Linked DNA regions of Homo sapiens: regions 1, 2 and 3 are each linked to region 4. A link is a loop called in an ENCODE intact Hi-C map of the cell type or tissue named here. Cell type or tissue: endothelial cell of umbilical vein. All regions are shown on one strand. Region 1 overlaps NRXN3 (neurexin 3). Region 2 overlaps CEP128 (centrosomal protein 128). Region 3 overlaps CEP128 (centrosomal protein 128). Region 4 overlaps NRXN3 (neurexin 3).

Evidence for each region. A loop is a pair of places that touch in the nucleus more often than their neighbours do. Peaks named below come from ENCODE experiments on the same cell type or tissue, not always from the same donor. Only the 100,000 strongest peaks of a DNase experiment are listed, where the experiment ranks them.
Region 1: a loop joins it to region 4, with 21 times the contacts of the local background. A loop is called at or near these places in 4 of 110 quality-filtered maps.
Region 2: a loop joins it to region 4, with 21 times the contacts of the local background. A loop is called at or near these places in 8 of 110 quality-filtered maps.
Region 3: a loop joins it to region 4, with 26 times the contacts of the local background. A loop is called at or near these places in 2 of 110 quality-filtered maps.

The regions. Positions count from the first base shown.
Region 1 is chr14:79,542,030-79,547,029 of GRCh38, forward strand. All of the region lies in intron 16 of NRXN3 (neurexin 3), which reads left to right. Among named protein-coding and RNA genes, the nearest start is that of NRXN3-AS3, 88 kb to the right of the region's middle. In endothelial cell of umbilical vein, a CTCF peak has its summit at 2,133 (motif pointing left); no DNase peak of the experiment used is centred here.
Region 2 is chr14:80,847,946-80,852,945 of GRCh38, forward strand. The region is part of intron 9 of CEP128 (centrosomal protein 128); the gene reads right to left. Among named protein-coding and RNA genes, the nearest start is that of CEP128, 91 kb to the right of the region's middle. In endothelial cell of umbilical vein, a CTCF peak has its summit at 2,483; a DNase peak (open chromatin) is centred at 2,466.
Region 3 is chr14:80,583,484-80,588,483 of GRCh38, forward strand. All of the region lies in intron 19 of CEP128 (centrosomal protein 128), which reads right to left. Among named protein-coding and RNA genes, the nearest start is that of CEP128, 360 kb to the right of the region's middle. In endothelial cell of umbilical vein, a CTCF peak has its summit at 3,752 (motif pointing left); DNase peaks (open chromatin) are centred at 1,918 and 3,718.
Region 4 is chr14:79,009,276-79,014,275 of GRCh38, forward strand. The region is part of intron 15 of NRXN3 (neurexin 3); the gene reads left to right. Among named protein-coding and RNA genes, the nearest start is that of NRXN3-AS1, 64 kb to the right of the region's middle. In endothelial cell of umbilical vein, no CTCF peak of the experiment used is centred here; a DNase peak (open chromatin) is centred at 2,456; H3K27ac peaks cover 1,513 bases.

The DNA.
Region 1 (5,000 bases), 530 kb after region 4:
AGAAGTAGCAATCACTAGCCAAGAGAGGGGACTGTTTGCTATTTTGTGGGTGAAGCAGTGACTTTGTTTTTCTGTGCATTGATTAAATTAAGATGTAGCTTTGTTTTGACTCAGTTTATCATGGTCTCAGAGTGACTTCTTCTGAGATTGGTATTCTGTGACATTGCTCATGTGCAATAGAAGAATAACAAGATCTAGCCATGAGTGCCAGGTTACGTTCCAGATGTCACAGGCTGCTCTTTTGTTTTGTTTTTCTTTTTCAATACCAAGTGATAAGAATGAGCATGCCTAAAATTCCAGCAGTTGTAATAAAATACATCAACCAAAAGGTTCAGACTGTCCTGTAAGACCCATAATAAGAGTCTCAATGTGTTCTTAAAAGAACATTCTTTCTTAGCCTACGTGAACATCCTTCTCTAGACTTAAATTACTTCTGACCCACATGTTGGGCCGTATCTATTTTAAAGACAAGAGGAGCTAACTGCAAAGTTCCTTGTCTGGTAAGCTGTTTCATCTGATAGTTGTAATAGCATTTTCTCCCGTCTCACTGTAGGGCCTAACCCCACAAGCATCCTTGTGAAGAAAGACCCCACAGTCCTCTTTTTAAGCTTTCTCCCTCCCTTTCCTGGGGTGCCTTATCTATTTAAATATTAGAGGTGAGTCAAATGTAATTCTCTTTAATGAAAAACAAACAAGTGATAGAACCCTAAACGCTCTTTTGGCAAAGATCCCTTCAGAACAAACAATCTTCTTTTAAAAGAAGTCAGAGCTAGGAAAGGGCCACAGGAGAGCAGGGATAGCCAACTAAACTATGCAGCAGGCTTCTCTGAAAAAAAGTGAGTGACTTTTTTGGTGTGGCAAGAAAAAAAAAAAGTAAAGTTTGATATAACTAGTAGTCCTTGGAATGACAAGTGACAAGAGAGGTCTCTTCCCTCCCTATAGTCCCAAGGAGAAAAGGGCTCTGTAAAATTAAAGGCACAGGTATTCAGTTGAAAGGACATATTTTTCTCCTCTAACTTATAATTAGCCTGCGATACTGGCTTCTGTAGGCTCTTATGAAGGCAAATTGCTCAGGACAGTGACTCTGGCGATGTCAGTCATACAGGCAAGCACTGGGATATCTATCACAAACACATGCCAGTTGTCATCTTCCAAGGCATCACCTGATTGCCAACTCAGGTCAGGAAGAAATCATTCCTCTTTCTTCTTCTGTGATGTTACTTATCTGTTGCAACAGAGGAGAGGGTTAGCACCTTTCATGACATATTCCAGCATCCTGTTAAATTGATCAGAAGACCAATTGCACACAGTGTCTTCTACCATTGAGATTGGAAACACAGCCAAGGGTGGAGATGGTCAGTGAGGCTTCCCAGTGTCTTGCAAGTTCCAGGTCAGTTGTTTATGCTTAGAGTCCCCTGACAGAGAGATGGATGTGTTAGCAGGTTCTAGGGCCTGTGGTTTCCCTTGTGGAAATGCCAGTGGACCATGTGTGCTCCTTGGGTATCAGGGTGATTGGGCTTGGGTTGGTTGTGGCCACAGCATGAACTGGAGAGTCGGCTGTATTTGGCATGACAAGGTTGGCACAGGCCAGCTGAGACCTTGAAAAATTTGGAGCTGATGCAGAGGTGAATAAACACATTGAAAACAGAAGCTGCAACCTCAAATTTCTACAGGGACCAGACAGGTAATATGCCTGAGTGAAGCAGGCCAGGTGGCAAATTGTACAGTGCAGGCCCCAATCAAAGTGCACAGTGGCCACTCAGCTGCCACTGGATTATAATTGTGTAGAGATGTGAGTTTAGAGTTGTCAGCTTTTCAAGAGAAGCCAACAGTCTGGTGTGTATGTTAAATCCCCTGATTCTGGCATCTAATTAATGCCCTTAGCAGTCCAAACCAAACAATGTGTGAGCTGCCATTTTTGCAACCTTGAGCTAATGGTGTTAACGTCCAGTTTCTTTGTTTCATAACATCTATGGAATGGCTTTGTGAATGCAAATGTTGAAACATTGTGAGTCTCATCCCCAACAGTGAAAATAAATACAAAATTTAGGCAAAAAATAAAAATAAAAATAAAAATACTTCTTAAATGTCACAGCGCCCCCATGGGGCTGGCTGGGGCAACAAATTAAGGGACACAGCTGAGCTTTCGATTCTGTCAGTAACTAAGTAGTAATGGTGCCTCAGGGGGTCTGAGTCATTGAACAAGCGCTACAGGATAGCACAATACTAGGTACACAAAGTAGGCGAGCACAGGCTCCCTACCTTTGAAAAGTTTATAAGTTCATTAACAGTATTATGTTTCCATGCACTGGAGCATTAGAGGAAAAATGCCACGATAACATCTAAACAAGAGTGCAGTGGGCCCTGAGAAGTATGATGATTCTGTTTCCTTCTTTAAAGCATCTCTTCTTAATAATGTGCAGTAGTAGAGAGAATAGAAAAGCAGCATGATGGCCATGTGACTTGCTGGATGGATGCCATTTCTGTTGGATGAGATTGGACATCAATAGGTAAAACCAATAAGAGGTTGTGTGCATTTTCAGATTCTGGAATTCTGGAATCTATGACATTTTTGGAAAAATAGCTCTCCTAAGACACTGGTTCTAAATATAGCAGTGGGTTTCAATAGTTCTATGAATTGAAATCAATAGTACTAAGGAGCGAAGAGCCTAGATCACTCTCCCAAGAATCATTGCTTAGATGAGTGGTTCTCAAAGTGTAGTCTCTGGCCACCAGCATCACCTGGCAACTTGTTACAAACGCATATTGTTGATTCTCATTCCACAACTATTGAATCAGAAATTCTGGGACTGAGTCCTAGCAATCTGTGTTTTAAACAAGCCCTCCAAGTGATTTAATGCATGCCAAATACTAAGAATCACTGTTATCCTTGGAAGAGGGGAAAGCTCAGATAACCCACAATTGAGGTCTAGAGATGTTCATAGTCTCTTCTACAAGTAAGTCTTACCAGTGAGCTATAGTAGAGATAACCAAGATAGCATGTAGCTGGAGGAGCTGTTGCTTATTTGACTGGATTTTTTGGTCATTTTTTCTTTCTCACTTATGTGTTTGTTCTCCACTTGTTTTCAAGCCCCATTGATTTCTGTATTAGCTTTCTATTGCTGCTATGATAAATTACCACACATTTTCATGGCTTAAAGCAACACAAATTTATGAGAGTTCTGAAGGTTAGAAGTCCAATACAGGTATCTCTGGATAAAATCAAGGTGTCAGAATTAGAGCAAATCCCTTCTTGGGGCCTCTCGGGAACAATCTACTTCCTTGCTTTTTCCAGCTTCTAAAGGCCACCTGCTTTCTTTGGCTCATGGGCCCTTTTCTTATAAATGCAGATGTTGTTTTTAAAAATGAACAATGTTAGGCTGCCTTCCTCGAGGGGCTGTCTCTCTTGTTCTCACTCTTCTGCCTCCCCTTCCACCTTTAAGTATCCTGTGATTACATTGGGTGCACCTGGATGATAGGCAAGCTCCCTATTTTAAGATCAACTGATTAGCAAATTTATTCCCCTGTGCTATAGAAGGTACCATATTCACATGCTTCAAGAATTAGAATATATTGTATCTTTCATGGGGGAGGTACATTATTCTGCCTACCATAAGAGATTGTATTCGGAGGGCTTGTTTTTTTTTTTGTTGTTGTTGTTTTTTCACCAGGAAATGGAGCCTGGTGAAAAATGTAATATATAGCCTCTTCCTCCACACTACTAAACTACCTTTCTGTGTCCTACAGAGACTGTGTAATATTCACTGGTGAAGACATAAGCTTTGTAGTCACAAACCTGAGTTGACGTTCCTACTCTGGCACTTACTAGATTGATATGGTTTGGCTGTGTCCCCACCCAAATCTCATCTTGAATTCCCATGTGTTGTGGGAGGGACCCGGTGGGAGGTAATTGAATCATGGGGGTAGGTATTTCCCAGGGTGTTCTCCTGATAGTGAGTAAGTCTCATGAGGTCTGATGGTTATTATAAGGGGGAGCTTCTCTGCACAAGCTCTCTTTGCCTGCTGCCATTTCACGTAAGGTGTGACTTGCTCCTCCTTGCCTTCTGCCATGATTGTGAGGCCTCCCCAGCCACATGGAACTGTAAGTCCAATTAAACCTCTTTCTTTTGTAAATTGCCCAGTCTTGGATATGTCTTTATCAGCACCATGAAAATGGACTAATATATAGATGTAATAACTTTTTGCAAGTTATGCAATTTTGGGCCATAGATTCCTTTATTCTGAAGTGGAGAAAATACTTTCCTTATACAATTGTTATGTTTACATAAAATAAGGTGCCAGATACATAGTAGAAATAAAATAAATGATGTTACTACTTCCTAAAATCCTAAAAGTTTCATTTCAGATTGCTGAGTAAACCCAGTTAAAGAAACCAGCCTCTGTGTTTTGGTGTTGTCATTAATGCTAAGTTACATTTCCTTAGGGTATCTGCATTAAGCAAATGTAAGATGTTTGAGTTTCAAAGATGAACAAGTGACTTGTAAGTGTAAAGTGGTATGGCTGTTTTTAATAAATAGGTAATACCACCCTTTTGGCGGGTAGTAGAGAAAAGAAGATGAGTTTTTAGAAAAAGACTCAGAGTTACTCAGAATTAAGAAAATGAATCCTTACTGTCAATATGAGTCTCCCAACTGCTAGCGCAAGTGGTGGATAGATTTTCTTTTCCACTAGATTTACTTCCTGATATACACATTTATCACTCAAGCATGGACTGTTCATCAAGTCATTTTCCATCTATAACCCCAGCTGAAGCCTGACAGGTTGTGTGTTTATTATGTACTCTTAAAAAACTGGAGCTCATTTGCCCCTGCTGCGGGGAGAGCAGACTCAGACAGATAGAGGGATAAGGTCATTCAGTGGAATGCCCATTCACTGCAGTCAAGCCTAAATAATAGAGAGGTGTAAAACAACCAGGAAAAGCTCTGATTATTGCCAGAAATCAAATATTGATCAGATAGTCCCCTAACTTACCAACTTCC
Region 2 (5,000 bases), 1.8 Mb after region 4:
AGCAATATTTATTCATTCATTCCTTCAAGAAACACTTACTGGGCCCCTACTCTATGCCAAGCACTGGTCCTGGTACTGGGGATGCAGCAACAAGCAAAGCAGGTAAGTCCCTGCCTCCATAAAGCCTGCATTCTGCTCAAGGGGACAGATGGTTGACAAATAATGAAAGTGTTAAGAAAACATACAACAGTGCAAGGGGCTCAGGAGTGAAGGAGTGTTTTATCTATGATAGTCAATAAGGGCTTTCTGAAGTAGAGTTCTGAACATGAGCGCACAAACCGTACAACTGTTTCAGAGCTGAAAATTCCTAGCTGTGGGAACAGAAAGTGCAAATGCCCAGGAGCAGGAGGTACATGGTATATCCATGGAAAAGCAAGACGGCCAGGATGGTTGGCCTAGAGTTGGCAAGAAGAACAACAATAGAAAATTAGGGGTTGGGCATGGTGGCTCGTGCCTTTAATCCCAGCACTTTGGGAGGCCAAGGTGGGAGGATCACTTGAGGCCAGGAGTTTGAGACCAGCCTGGTCAACATGACGAAACTCCATCTCTACTTAAATTACAAAAAATTAGCTGGGTGTCTTGGCGCATGCTTGTAATTCCAACTATTCAGGAGGCTGAGGCAGAGAATCGCTTGAACCTGGGAGTCAGAGGCTGCAGTGAGCCAAGATCGTGCCACTGCACTCCAGCCTGGGAGACAGAGTAAGACTACATTTCAAAACAAAAAAAAAAAGAAAAAGAGAAGAAAGGAAAGAAAGAAAGAAAATTAGGGTGAGAGGAATTCAGAAACCAGATCAGAGGGGATCTATTGTCTATAAATAAACCATTGATTAGCCAGACATGGTGGGACATGCCTGTAATCCCAGATACTCGGGAGGCTGAGGCATAAGAATCACTTGAACCCAGGAGGTGGTGGCTGCAGTGAACCAACATCATGCCACTGCACTCTAGCCTGGGCAACAGAGTGAGACTGTCTCAAAAAAAAAACAAAAGAAACCATTGAAGGGTCTTGAAGAAAGATGTGACATTATCTGATTCTGTAAAAGACCACAAGGAGGTAAGAATGGAAGCAAGGAGGCTACAGCATTAGCCCCAGCAAAAGAGGAGATGTAGTGGTAGGAAATGAACAGTTTCCAATTTAAAAAAATATTTTTTAAATAGAGCTGACAAAATTTAATGATAGACTTGGTGTAAAGAACAGGAGAAAAGGAGAGGCAAAGACATAAAGGAAACATATAAAGGTTTTAAAATATAAAACAAATTATTTTATCAAGATGGTTATCTATCTGTTTAAGAAGAAACATTATAAGATGAACCACACAAAAAGAGTAAGATTTTGCACCTTCCAAACAAGTTCACAGGTCAGGAGGAGAAAGAACTGGAAACTGGGAGCTCCAGAGACCCAAGTTCGCCCACACTTTGTGGCTTTGAATCACAGCATCACTGTAACTTGATTGCCCATCCAAGACTAACACTGGCGAGGAAAGTTTCAGGATCTCATTCTCAGATAATAAACATAAAACTGTAACTTTTTTGTCACAACCATACAAAATCCATTAAACGATGAAATAATGAGGTTATAGTTCTAAATACTATCCTAATACTTGACCACAGTATGGACAAAGATATATAAGAAATAACAGCTTTTCATTTTTTGAGCAATGAATAATTAATACCACAACTTTAATATTTTTTAAAAAGGGATTTGGGGTACTTAATAGAAATACAAATTAACTAGAAACACAATGAGTCATGAGAGCTATAAAAAATGCTTTTCCAACAACTAAAGAAAAAATAGGCAAAGGATAATCTATCTGTTGGATAAACTATCCAACAGAACACCAATAGAAAATAAATATAACTGGGTAGATGGACAACAGTGTACAAAAGGAAATCACCACCAAAAACAAGAAAATAACAATTAGGAGAAAGAGGTTTAGGTCTACATAAGATGAATATTTATAGAAAGTATCTTTGGGAAAATTCTGCATGCACAGCTTCGAAATATTAAAAGTGGAAAAGGGAATGGGAATATATGATTCCCGCGAAAAAAATGCTCATATCAAATTATAATCTGTTTTACTAGATATAAATAGTTTCTTCCATAGAGGGAGGGAGGGAAGGAGGAAGGAAGAAGGGAAAAACCTGTAATCCTGAAGAGGAAGCATGAAACTATAATACAAAGGCAAAGAAATGACAGTTTTCATGATAAATACAGCAGGTGTCTTCATATAAAATACACAATGTGTCATACTTTTTAACAGCAGAGGGTAACACCGTTTCAAATTTAAATTTGTAATAACAGACAGTTAATTAGATTTTTTTCATTTGTGAGGCTAGTGCCAAGTACACTTTCAGAAAGCCCTAAGAGTTGAGAGTATACACACTATAAATAATTGTTTTTCAATAAATTTGGCCAACTTTAATAAACAGTGTCTACTACTTCACAATTAATGGTTCAATACTGACGACTAGTGGTCAAAACTTGTAGTAATTCCCTATCAAGTATTCTATGACCTTTATCAATTTATTTAAAACATTTAATGCAAATTATGTGAAAATCTAAATTAAAAGATATTGCCCTCACAAACATTCAGAAAAACACGAAGAAAAGGAATTGTATCTACAAAGTCTCTTTAAAAATTCTTTCTGTCCATTATTTGCAGTATCCCAAAAGAAAAGTCAATCAGCATTTGCTGTCAGCTCACAAAGGAAACAGTTCCATGAAATGTCACTTTATTCACGCTCACACAGCTATGTTAACATTCTTCATAAATCCATAATTAATATTTCAAAGAGGTCTACATTTAGAATGCATGTATCTGGGCATCTCCATTCTAAATTTCTTTTTCAAACTTTGTTAAACACAAAGATATCAAAAATCCAGCTGTCTTTATTAAGTTGTCAGTATAGTTTGAAAACCAGCAACCCACTATACGAAAATGTTATTTTTATAGAGTTGAATTATGTTTAATTTAACTATGATTGAATTCTTGAAGAATGTTTATGGAATTTTGAATATATCATTGTAACTACTATATAAACTTCAAATAAGTTAAAATTGTTTAACTTTTACTTTCTGTCTTCAGGAATGAGAGCAGTAGAGTAACACAAGGTATAAAAATCTTGGAGTGAAATTTACCAAGAATGTTATATGCAGCTGAACAATCACTTACATTTGGAAACGTCAATTTCTTTAGCACCTGTTCAGTGAGCTCTGTGTGATAAACCCTGTACTACCTGTCCCAGAAACAAGGGTAAACGAGATGCACAAAGCCCCTCCAATGGAGTCTACATTCTTTGGCAAAAGGCATATAATAGCATAAGCAAACAAACAATAATTATAGTTTGTGTTAAATGCTATTTTTAAAAATAGAGTAATATGATACATGACAGTGAGCAATGGAACTGAAGGGGCGATTTTAGAAGGCGAGGAGGAACGGGAAAGTTTTCCCTAAAGAGGTCACAATTGAGCCTGAGGAACGAGAAGGGAGAAAAATGTTCCAGTAAGACACTGAGAAGAATCCAATGTAGCTGGAACATAGATATCTTAGACTAATAAGTACTGTATGTTTAAAATCTTAGAACAGCTATCAAAAGAACAGAAATATAATCTACAGCTCCAAAGCAAACAGAAAGTATAAAAATGAATATATAATATACTCCACTCCAAATAGAAATGGGAAAAAGAAACAAAAAGAGAAGTTAAAAAAAAATAAATAAGATAAAAACACTTTAAAATATTCCAATAATCGCAGTAAGTATAAAATGACTAATGCAACCATTAATTTATAAGATAAAGTTATTTTTAACAAACTATAAGGTGTTTTGTAAGAAACATGGAAAAATGGAAATACTAAGGAAAGATTAAAGAGGGAAAATGATATGCCATGAATAAAGTAATCTTAAGAATGTTAAAATCAAGAGGCACACTAGGTAATATTTTTTAAATAATTGACCAAGAAGTAATTTAATTATACATAAGATACCACATGCACAAAACAGATAAAAGAAAACTGACACAAATCACACGGAGAAACTGATAATCTCTATAATAATGAGAAGCTTTAGATATATGTACTAAGAAAACAGAAGAACAGAACAACAAAATTCACAAATGACCTATTAAATTTATATATGTGTGTGTGTATGTATGCATGTATGACATGCACAAGCACATAAAATTCTGCATCCAAAACACAGAAAAATATTTGTTTCTTACTCTGGAGTACTTACAAAAAATTGGTCATAGAATTAGGTCAAAATGGAAGTTTCAACAACTTTCAAAGGAGTTAAATTAAAAACAATAAAAAGAGTTTAAAAATAAGCACACATATATCTCTGAAAATACCAAAAGACATTCCTAAATAAGTTTTGAGTTATAGAGAAAATTGTAACAAATTATAAAAGATTTTGAAAAAAAATTACCATAAAAGTATAACAAAGCATATGGTAATTTGGTTAAATTTTCATTATTCATTTTAAAAAAGCAGAAAAATCAATCAAGCATTCAATTTTCAAGCCTAAAAAATAAAACAGAATAATCCTTTAAATGAAGAGAAAGAGAGAGTAACAGAGTTAAGAGCAGAAGTTAATGAAGCAATAAACAAAGCCAGTCAAAAAGAAAACTAATAAAATAATACTATTTCTAGCAAGACTTTAAACATGAATTACCAAATTGACTTAATAAACAGGCTATACAACCCAATAAACATTAAAAAAAATTAGTAATCTGCAGCACCAAAAAGATATTAGACACAAATTGTTTTATGGGTAAGTTTCAACAGACATTCAAGAAATAGATAATCCCTCTCTTACACAAAACTAAACCACGAAATAGGAAAAGAAGGAATCCATCTAATTCATTTTATGACACTAATGTAACCATGCTTCTAAAACCAAAAACGTCAGTGCAAGGAAAACTAATCTCAATCATAAACACAAATATAAAAATCCTAAGAAAAAAATAGCAAGTTAATTCAGCAATGTATAAAAAAAAATTA
Region 3 (5,000 bases), 1.6 Mb after region 4:
CCCCCTGAGCATATGAGCTAAGCAACACCAGAGGTGTCCTTTTAGAGGATTAATGTGAATGCCAGGAAATAAATTTTCTCCTTCTGAAGCCACACCTTATATTAGCCTGGTGTTTCGAAGTCTGTATTTTCTACTATGTTGAAGAAACTTATTAAGCAATGAGGCTGGCAAAGAAGAAATGAGAGCCAAGAAAGAGAGAATTGCTTGAGGACTACATCCACCCTTGACTGAAGCCCACAAACCTCCTGGACTTCCAATACATAATTCTTCCTCTATTCTTTTTCTTAAATTAGCTTTTGTTGGATTACTGCCATTTTTAAAAGTCTCCAGGGATGTAGTTGTATTGAACCTTCTTATCTCTATTCAGAAACCTAGAAGAACTTTCTAGTCCACCTTAAAATGTTTCATCCTACAACAAATATATGAAGACATGAGACTCAAAGAAATGCAAATGGTTTGGCTGAGATCACCTAGTTAGTACAAAGCCACTTCTACAGCTTTGCTCTCCTATCATCCTGCTCTGTCTAATCATGCTCTCATTTGTACCTCTCAATACTTAATTGCACCCTTCTTCATACTGATTTAAAAATAAAATACACACTTGTCTGTATTCTTCTGACCTGCTTTAAAAGTTCCCTGAATCAGGGCGTCCGTGACATTTTTTTTTTTTTTTTTTTTTTGTTTGACAGCGTCTCATCCGATGCCCAGACTGGAGTGCAGTGGCGCCATCTCGGCTCACTGAAACCTCCACCTCCTGGGTTCAAGCGATTCTCCTGCCTCAGCCTCCTCAGTAGCTGGATTACAGGTGCCAGCCAGCACGCCTGGCTACTTTTTACATTTTCAGTAGAGACGGGGTTTTACCATGTTAGATGGGCTGGTCTTGAACTCCTGACCTCAAGTGATCCGCCCGCCTCGGCCTCCCAAAGTGCTGAGATTACAGGTGTGAGCCACTGCCTCTGGCCCATCCATATTTTACATCCATGTTCTCCTTAACTACTGCCTTTCTATCTTTGATATTTAACTTATATCCCCAAAATTGCTCACTCCACCCACACCATTGCTGTATGCCACTGCTCACTCGTTAGGTGCATTGTTCAAGCACATGCATTTGGAATGATGAACACGGTTATTAACCTGTGCTGATGAAATATGGCTACTGGGCATCGCTGAGAAGCACCACTCTATGCAAACAGACAAAACACAAGAGAATATAGGTGAGACCCCTAGATAGTTAAAGTGACTTAATACTGTGATAACAGCGTGATTAGTATCTTTCATTATAATGAACAATCTTGTTGTTTGTTCTTATCAGCATGGAAAGAGCTGAAGGGCTGCTCTGCTCTTCTTATCAGCATTGAAAGAGCTGAAGGTCTGCTCTACTCTTCTTATCAGCATGGAAAGAGCTAAAGGGCTGCTCTGCTCCCTTGCTCACCACTGACATGTTCGTGTTTTCTTTTATTACTCTCTGGTTTGCTGTTCCATACAAATAGCAACTCAACTACCATGTAAATTGCTGTGGTGAAATTTGCTTCCATCAACATTAGTTAATGAAAGATCTTTGGTAAAAAGGGCAGCAGCCCTGTGTATTTTCCTTGGATTGGTTCCAATTTTTTAAATGAGCTGATACTCACTCATTATGACATAAAGTCATTAGAGGGAGAAAAAGCCATATAAAAAAGCAGAACATCATGGATGAGAATTGGATGATCCAGCTGTCCTGTTTTGTTTTGTTTCTGCTTTACATTTCTCTGGAACACTTAGGGTTAATATATCACGACCAAGTTTTTGGCTAAGATAGTTTTATATCTCTTCCTCTGCAGTCTTTGCAACCAGTGATCTGGCTGTTTAAGGAGGTTTGACACTTTTTAATGTTGATTTTGGTTTCTGGTAGCCAAGAAGCAGATAGATTGTTTGTTTATTTTTCAAAGGTGAGTCATGTCCAGGTGTGTATGAGCAATTACACCCATCTAGTAACTTGAACCTTCCTAGGGAGACTGAAGATCAAATTGAGAAATGACTATATTTTTCTTTAACCATTCCTATAAAATGCCTCATCCATATTACAACTAAGCCCAACTGATAATGGAGAGAAAGTTATAGAAACAGAGGCTTCTGACACAGCAACATTTATAACAACAGCACTGGACAGAGTAACATTGGCAGCAGAATATGTTGAGTTACTGATTGCAGTTTAGAGAAAAGCATTTAGCTCTGGCTCTTGTAACTTACTATAATTCAGTGCTCCTGTCCAGTGTTACTCTGTGTGTCTCGACATTTACCAAACACAATAGATAATGCAAATTCTCAAAATAATTCAATATTTTATTAAAAAGTAAATTTATGATATTTCTATTTGTGAACAGATTCATATATTTAAATATATTCATATATTTGATTCATAATTTCATATAACAAAATTCATCAGATAAAGCAGCACATTACAACCCTTATGAGCCTATAAATGATGGACTTAGCCTTCTATTATTCCATTCCAGATACTCAAGACATTAGCTACATGCCAGAGATAACGGGTCAGTTTCTCTTTTTCTTCCTTAGCTACCCAGTTATTGGAATCATTGACATTTTAGAGACAAGAGAACACAGAAATAATCTAATCCTAGGGTTGCTTTTTTTTTTCCTAAAGAAGTACAATTCTGTCTTATAAGGGAAATCATATATACTTTCTAATGTAAATTATAAATAGGTAATTTAAAAAGCTGAGAAGGAGCTGCTTTTAAGGAAACAGAAGTGGAGGGCCTGGGGGCCAGCCCACCAAGCTCCTTCCTATCCTTGGGCAGACCCCTGTGGTGGCATGGTGAAGCTGCAAAGCTCCAAATTATCCTCACTGAAAGCTACTGATCTAATCTAGTGTCCTGGGGTTACACAGTGGAGGACTGAGTTCCGAGATCAAATGCCTCTGTCAATGTCACATAGCTAGTTAATGGTGTATCAATCTGAGCCCAGGGCTTTTGAATTGGACCAGGGTCCAGTACTTTTTTTTTCTTTACACAAAAGTGACTGCCCTGCTTTGACTTTCAAGATTTGTATTGAAATGACACAGTATTCCAATGCCTATATATTTTCTAATGCCTCTCCAAACAGAAACAAAAGAAAACTTCATTAAAGCACTTGTGTAACATCGACAATCTGTGGGAAGACCCACAGTTACCAACTGTCCACGTTAAAATTCCTCAGTTTTGGGAGATGACGTCCAAAAATATGGCTATGATGGAAAGCAAATACCTAGACACTTGAGAAGGCAGTTGTTTCAGCAAGATATATTCAATATACAGCACACAGAAGATTTCACAAAATCAAACAGCAACACAAAATCTGTTTCAATGAATGACAGTTTCTCAGCTTAATATAACATTTACCAGCAAACATTTTTCCTATTTTATTATACTAGTAAAGAAAAATTGAATAAAGGTATAACAATATGACTATATTAGCTCAAATACCTAAACAACAATCAAATGTGTTGGGCTTTCAGTTAATATATGTAAAACATTTAAAATAGTGCTTGGTATATAAGAAGCATTATATACGTATTAGCTCTCAGTATTTTTTTTTTAAATCACCCTTAAATATCTCTGCTAAAATCAGGAAAATGTGCAAAACAAACAGTTGTAATTTAAAACAAACAAACAAAAAAGGCCTATTAGTAAACTGCTTTTAGACATCATCCATTATAAGTAGCTACATTATTTAGAACTCTGCCATATCTACTGCCACCCACTGGTACATATCTGGATATACCGCAATGAGTTAAGAGTTTTCTCATCCGGCCTTACCACAGAAAACACACAGGTTAAAATGAAGAACAACATTCAAAAAGTATGGCTATCCCTTGTGGTTTGTCTCAGACACTGAAACAACATGCTGGTCTACAGATGGAGCCCAATTGGTCCAATAAATGAAAGGTTTACAGTTCACTGTCTGTCTTGGGTATGTGGTAAAACATCCAAATACAGGTACTCATGTTTTTCTTTGATGTTAATTCATTTCTGGTGAAACTTTCCACTTCGACAACCTTAGAGATTTAAAACCACTTGCCACAAAACTGTCACAGTACAGAAAATAGCATAATAATCTACCCCATTCCACCTCATGCTTGAGTCTGGCACTGAGAAACATCCTGATATAGAATGAAAGTTCTGACTCAGTCAACTATTAAGTTTTCTGTCATTTCTATTGGTAACATGAGCAGAGAAAGTAAGAACATATTCAGTAGGAAACACATCACTGTTCTAAATTGGCCTATGGGCTGTCTTGGCCAAAATGAGAAAGAGAAGTTTATGATCCATTGTAAACATTATTTCAAGAATAAGTTTCATATGCTGAAATCCAGGCATAAAATCATTTTTCTCCCCACATGTACTCTGCATTACACTCACATAATGGGAAGTTTGCTTTCATTTAAATTAATTGGGCTGGGAGAAAGTTTATCCTATGCTCTGTTCTTGTTCTAGACTCATAAGGTCAACTGGGTATACATTTTGGGGCTCAGAGAAGTGCTGGGTATTTGACTTACTCTTTGATCACCTCTTCTTTACAGAAGCTACAAAAGTTTGTGCTGGTTTCTTGAGGTACCTACTACTGAACCAGATCTACGCTTCTTAGGCCTTGTAGATTCCTGGGTCTACTCTAGATCAAAATGAAATTTGAAATTTTTAGTGAATTTTTTTTCTAGTTTCTGCAATTCTTACATTCTAAGAGTAAAACAGACCTCAGAAGTGGAATAATGGTATGATATAGATCAGTGATGTGCACTTAGTTACAGAGTACAGCTCAATGTCAAACACCAACTGTTTCCTCTGGCAATCCACACACAGACAGTACGTACCCATGTATTTATATCTGGTACATCACAATGTAAATATATCCTGGGCTTAAATAGAGACATTTTATTTCAACTTATTCCTCATAAATATCAGTATTTCCTACCAAATTTGGCCTAGTATGTTGATATATTCTCTCAGGGAAGTAAATGATTAGAG
Region 4 (5,000 bases):
CTAGAAAAAAAGAAATGGTAATCTGACATGCAGACTTGGATTATAAATATGGTCAAAGGTGTACTTAAAAACAAGATATTTTGCTTCTTGGTTAGCTTTACTGAGAATCCAGGGATCAAGTAAAATCATTGCCATTGGTACTGACGGTTGAGAGTCAGTGCGATGCTAAACCACAGGAACTCCTTACTTCTATGCATGATTAAATCCAGTTGTCAGGTTTGGGCAGAAGAGAGCCCTCCTTTTCCTCAAGTCTATAGGGAGGTGCTGTGGGGGAGTTTTCTCATTTTCCAGAATATACAGAGCAAGGATCATCCATCATAATCAGACAGGGGTATTTCATATCATCCATTTCCAGTGAGAACTGTGGTAAAATTCTGTCCTTTTTCCCATTTTTGGCTGCTGTGATTGAAACCCGTCTTATAAACAGAAAAGGGTAGTTTGAGTTATTTTAAAAAATAAGAATCCTTCAGTCTCTGTTGCCCATTTTCTCCTCTATGAATAATTTCTGCAGACAGGTGACCAGTTCAACCATCTCTCTCGGTTACAAATGCCTGTGGTTGGTCCACTTCCTTCAGCCTTGGAGTAAAATAAAGGCTTCTTTTGCAAGATCACGAAATAATTCAGCAAATACTGTGGGACTATAAGGTATTCCTGTGTTGTCACCTTTTCTTTTGAAGAATATAGAGAATATGCTTTTCTTCCTCTAATTCAAATACATAGATTCCTTATGCTTGTATAATGAAAGAATAAGGGCTCTGATACATACATATCATTGAACAACTATTATCAGTATTAGGCAATTTAGAAAACAAAAAATAAGACTTCAGAATTTATATCAGCTCCTTCAATACTTCATTTAGCTGGATCCATTTAAATATTTCATTTTTTAGCCTATGTTGTAGTAGATTGCTTGATTGGTCCAAGGTAGTCTCTAAATCCAATTAGAGAAAATGAAATTCAGGAAGCACATCACTGTAGATTTTGGTACAGTGACTTGAGTATATAATTGCCATCTCTTTCTATGTTAGCTCAGGGGTGGGTTTTGTGCCATAAACCAACCATCCAACCACCAGTCTACCCACCTACCCACCCAACTAACCATCATTTGGGCTATATCTATCTGCATATCATACATAATATCCTTGCAGGAATTAATCCAGCATCCATATGAGTGTAACTCATACCTAGGCTGATAACAAAATCTGAAAGGTTTTTCACTGAAATATATCAGGTGACTAAAGAATTTCACAACCCAAAAGAGGAGGGTATATCGATCCTAGTGGAATTCTATTTCATGGATTTTGTTCTGCCTTTATTGACACAGTTAGACATTAAAGAGAATAAGTATAATAACAAAATTTATAAGAAATGCTTATGGAATATTTTCTAATTTTAGCTACAATGATGGGTTGTTTATATTCTGTGGTTTGATTTTTATATCAATCTTTATGCAGCTATTATCATTACCCAAACAAGTAGATATTATTGCCCCTTTAATAACAGTGAAGGAAACTGGAATGTAAGAATTGAGGTAACTGGCCCACACACCACAAAGCGAGGAAGTAGGAAGCTGGAATTCACATCCAGGTTTGTCTGTTAGAAGCCCATCCCCTTGACCTTTCTGCCATATTATCTTTCCTTATGCTGTGGCACAAAAAAAGAATTGTGACCATACCATCTTCCCAGAGAGGGATTAGACAAAGTCCAGAGAACGTCTAGATGGTCAGGAACTCTAGTCATGGCGATGCTAGTTACTATAAGAGGATACTTGGCAAACAGCATTGCACCCAGATGGTGCGCAACCCACACGTCTCTATTTACGTAGAGGTCTCAAGTGTTTGTATTAACAGGTTTGGAGGATAATAAAAGGAGTTGTTGTTTGTTCTTTCTTTGTACGTCTGAAATTAATTTTTAGCATAAATTTAAAAGGGGAGTTTGTAAATTCACTAGACACTGAGAGACTGGAGATCCAAGCAAACATTTGTCTGTTGAGTTTAAAAAGATCTGGTGTAAAAGTGATTGTTTTCTATTTTGCCCACTAGGTGGCGCTTTGGTCTCACAGGTTCCTTTTAATGGGCTGGATTTCCCCGCCCCCCCACCTCCCCCCAACCCACCTCCCCCCAACCCCACCCCATACCTAGATGTTGGTCCAGGAAAAAAAAAAAAAAAAAACAATTCAAGACTGATTAAGAGGACTATGTCAGTTGAGTTTGTTCAGTTTGGGTTTTCTCTATCATTATCCATGTTGATAACAAAGATAATTAAACTTATTTGAAAATTTTGGACACTCCTTTTTCAACCTTCTTGCAATAAACTGTATTCACTTATTTTGGAAAAAAGCATCAATAAATGGAACTAGTGAGTTATCTTCTCAGCATGTCTCCACAGGCTACACTTACAACAGTCTTTCCTCCTACAGAGCGGGGCAAGTCATAGGAAGTGACTAAAACCATGTCATTTGGGTGTTCATATTAAGCACACTGGCTATGAGATCGCCCCGGAATGTATACACAGCCCAACATGTCATTTTCTTAACACCTTAACATCAGTGTGGACAAAAACAATAAGGAACAATGTTTTAAACATGTTTACATCAAAGAGGACTGGGGTCATAAGGAAGCAGTTCGATGGGAGAATAAATAACATTATTCCAAATTCAATAAAACTGATCAGTCATTCTACAAATGTACACTGATTTGACTCATTCCATTACCATGCAAGAATTTTATTTGTTGACTGTTGTGAAGACATTCCTGTCATCAAGAAGGAATTTTCTAAAATTATAACCTGAGATAGTAGTAAGTGATAGAAAAATTCACTAAATGGCTTTTCCATGAAATAATATTTATTTATACCTACTTCTGAATACCTACTATGTGCTGAGCAGGTGCAGGGTGATGTGAAACATATATTAAATCCCTTAAGGAGCCTACAGACAAAGATTAAGAGATGGCTGAAAGATAGTGTATCCAAGGTCACGTTGGCACAGATTACTGAAGTGAGTGGGGTGGCCTGGAAGAACATTAAGTGGACATTTAAGATGGAACAGCTAATAAGACAAAGGTAAAATGAGTCTAGAAGAATGACTAGACTGAGAAGAGAGGAAAGGAAAGAGGCAGAAATAGTAGAATGTAGAAAAGCTTTAGGCCCATGGTGATTATGGAGAATTGCAGAAGTCCAGTAATCTAGAGCATAATAATGCATATGTGGAAAGAGTGGGAAATTGGGGCCATAGGTAGAAGCCAGAATCAGGGACTTTGAGTACTAAATTGAGCATGATCTATTTTCTAGAAGGTATAGGAGAGACTTTGAAGAAGGCTGTCACTTGCTCCCCACGTAACCCTCTAAGAAGGCATGCCATTCACTTCCACTTTCCAGAAGACACAGGTGTGTTTCCCCAGAAGACCATCTGGATCCAGAATCTGTGCAGACTGACCATCTATCATGGTCTTTCCTTGTGGGAATTTTAAGTCTTGACTTTCCTTCTGGAGCTTTCCATGCGACCGAGGAAGTGATTATACAATAGCAGATGAGATCCTTGGTATAATTAAGGATTGCTTGTCACTTTCAACATTTCCCCCCATCAAACCGTGGACAGAGAGGCCTTGGAAGGGTTTAGTTCTGCTACCATACTCATTTAACCCTGCTAAGCATATTTTCTTCAGCATTTTGCAAGCAGAAATTTATAGTAATGTTTTTTGACACTAACTCTGAGTCCTGCATTCTCTGCCTGACTTGCTGTATTTGAAGGTGGTAGCGAAACACATGGTGTATGTGTATGTATGAAGTAGGAGGCATGGTGGTACAGATTTAGCTATGGGACTTTTCAGCTTTGCCTGTATGAAATTCATTTACTAAGTATATGTAAGTGAAATTCCAGCAATTCAGAAAGGGTTCTGGAATTGCTTAAAGCCCATCACTGCTTGTGAATTCTTCCCACATTAAAATGTTATCTTACAGAAGGTCAAAATGTCTTTCCTGCATGAATATAATAATGACTTACACCTTAGACTGTAACCATTGTGAATTTATTCTATGTGTATCTATCTCTGGTTTTCTTTGTTGGAGTGGCAAGATTTAAAGCAGGCCAATTTTATGCCTCATTCTATGTGCACCAAAACTACTTACATGATATTGGTTTTCAGTGCCTGCTACAACAAAAACAATATCCCAGTAACAGCCCACTTTACTTTCTGTGGGTAGACAATGCCCTCACAGGGGTTATTAACTTCTCCCAGAGAAGCTTTTGTCTTTGCAATCCTGAATGCATTTCTCTTCATATTAGATTTTACCAGTCACCTTGTTGATTATGAAATGCTAAGTCAGGGTCTTTATTAGACTGACTTTGCTTTCCCTTTAATAATTCAGGTAATTATTATATTTACAGAATTTGCCTATTTTTTGAAATCAACACTTTGTTAATCACCAGACCCATGACAATCTATAAGTAGCCACTTTACGTGGCTTATAGATCTAAAGTGAATGTTGGTTTTCACACATTCATTCATAACTATTATTTTTACTGATATATTAGGCAAAATATAAGATTCATTTATGAGTTTGTTCATCAGCTAGTTATAAAATTCCTGTTGCATGGTAAGTGCTGTCTGTATTGGGCAACAGAGATAAAATGGGAAACAAAACAAAAATCTTCCCTACTGTCATGGGGTTTACAACACCTGGACTTCTCAAAGGACACTGAATCAAAGGTTCTTCTCTAAGACTTTGTATGAAGTCTTAGTCAGAATCAAAGATGGTTGGCACCATCATTCACTAAAGTGGCCTGAGAAGTAAAAAACCTCTGTATGGCAAGGAGCAGTGGGACCTCTCTTTTTTTAAACTTTTATTTTAGGTTCAGGGGTACATGTGCAGGTTTCTTACTTAGGTAAATTGCGTGTCACAGGGATTTGGCATACAGATTATTTTGTTAGCCAGATAATAAACATAGTACCCAATAGCTTTTCAATCCTCACCCTCCTCCCAACCTCCACCCTCAAGAA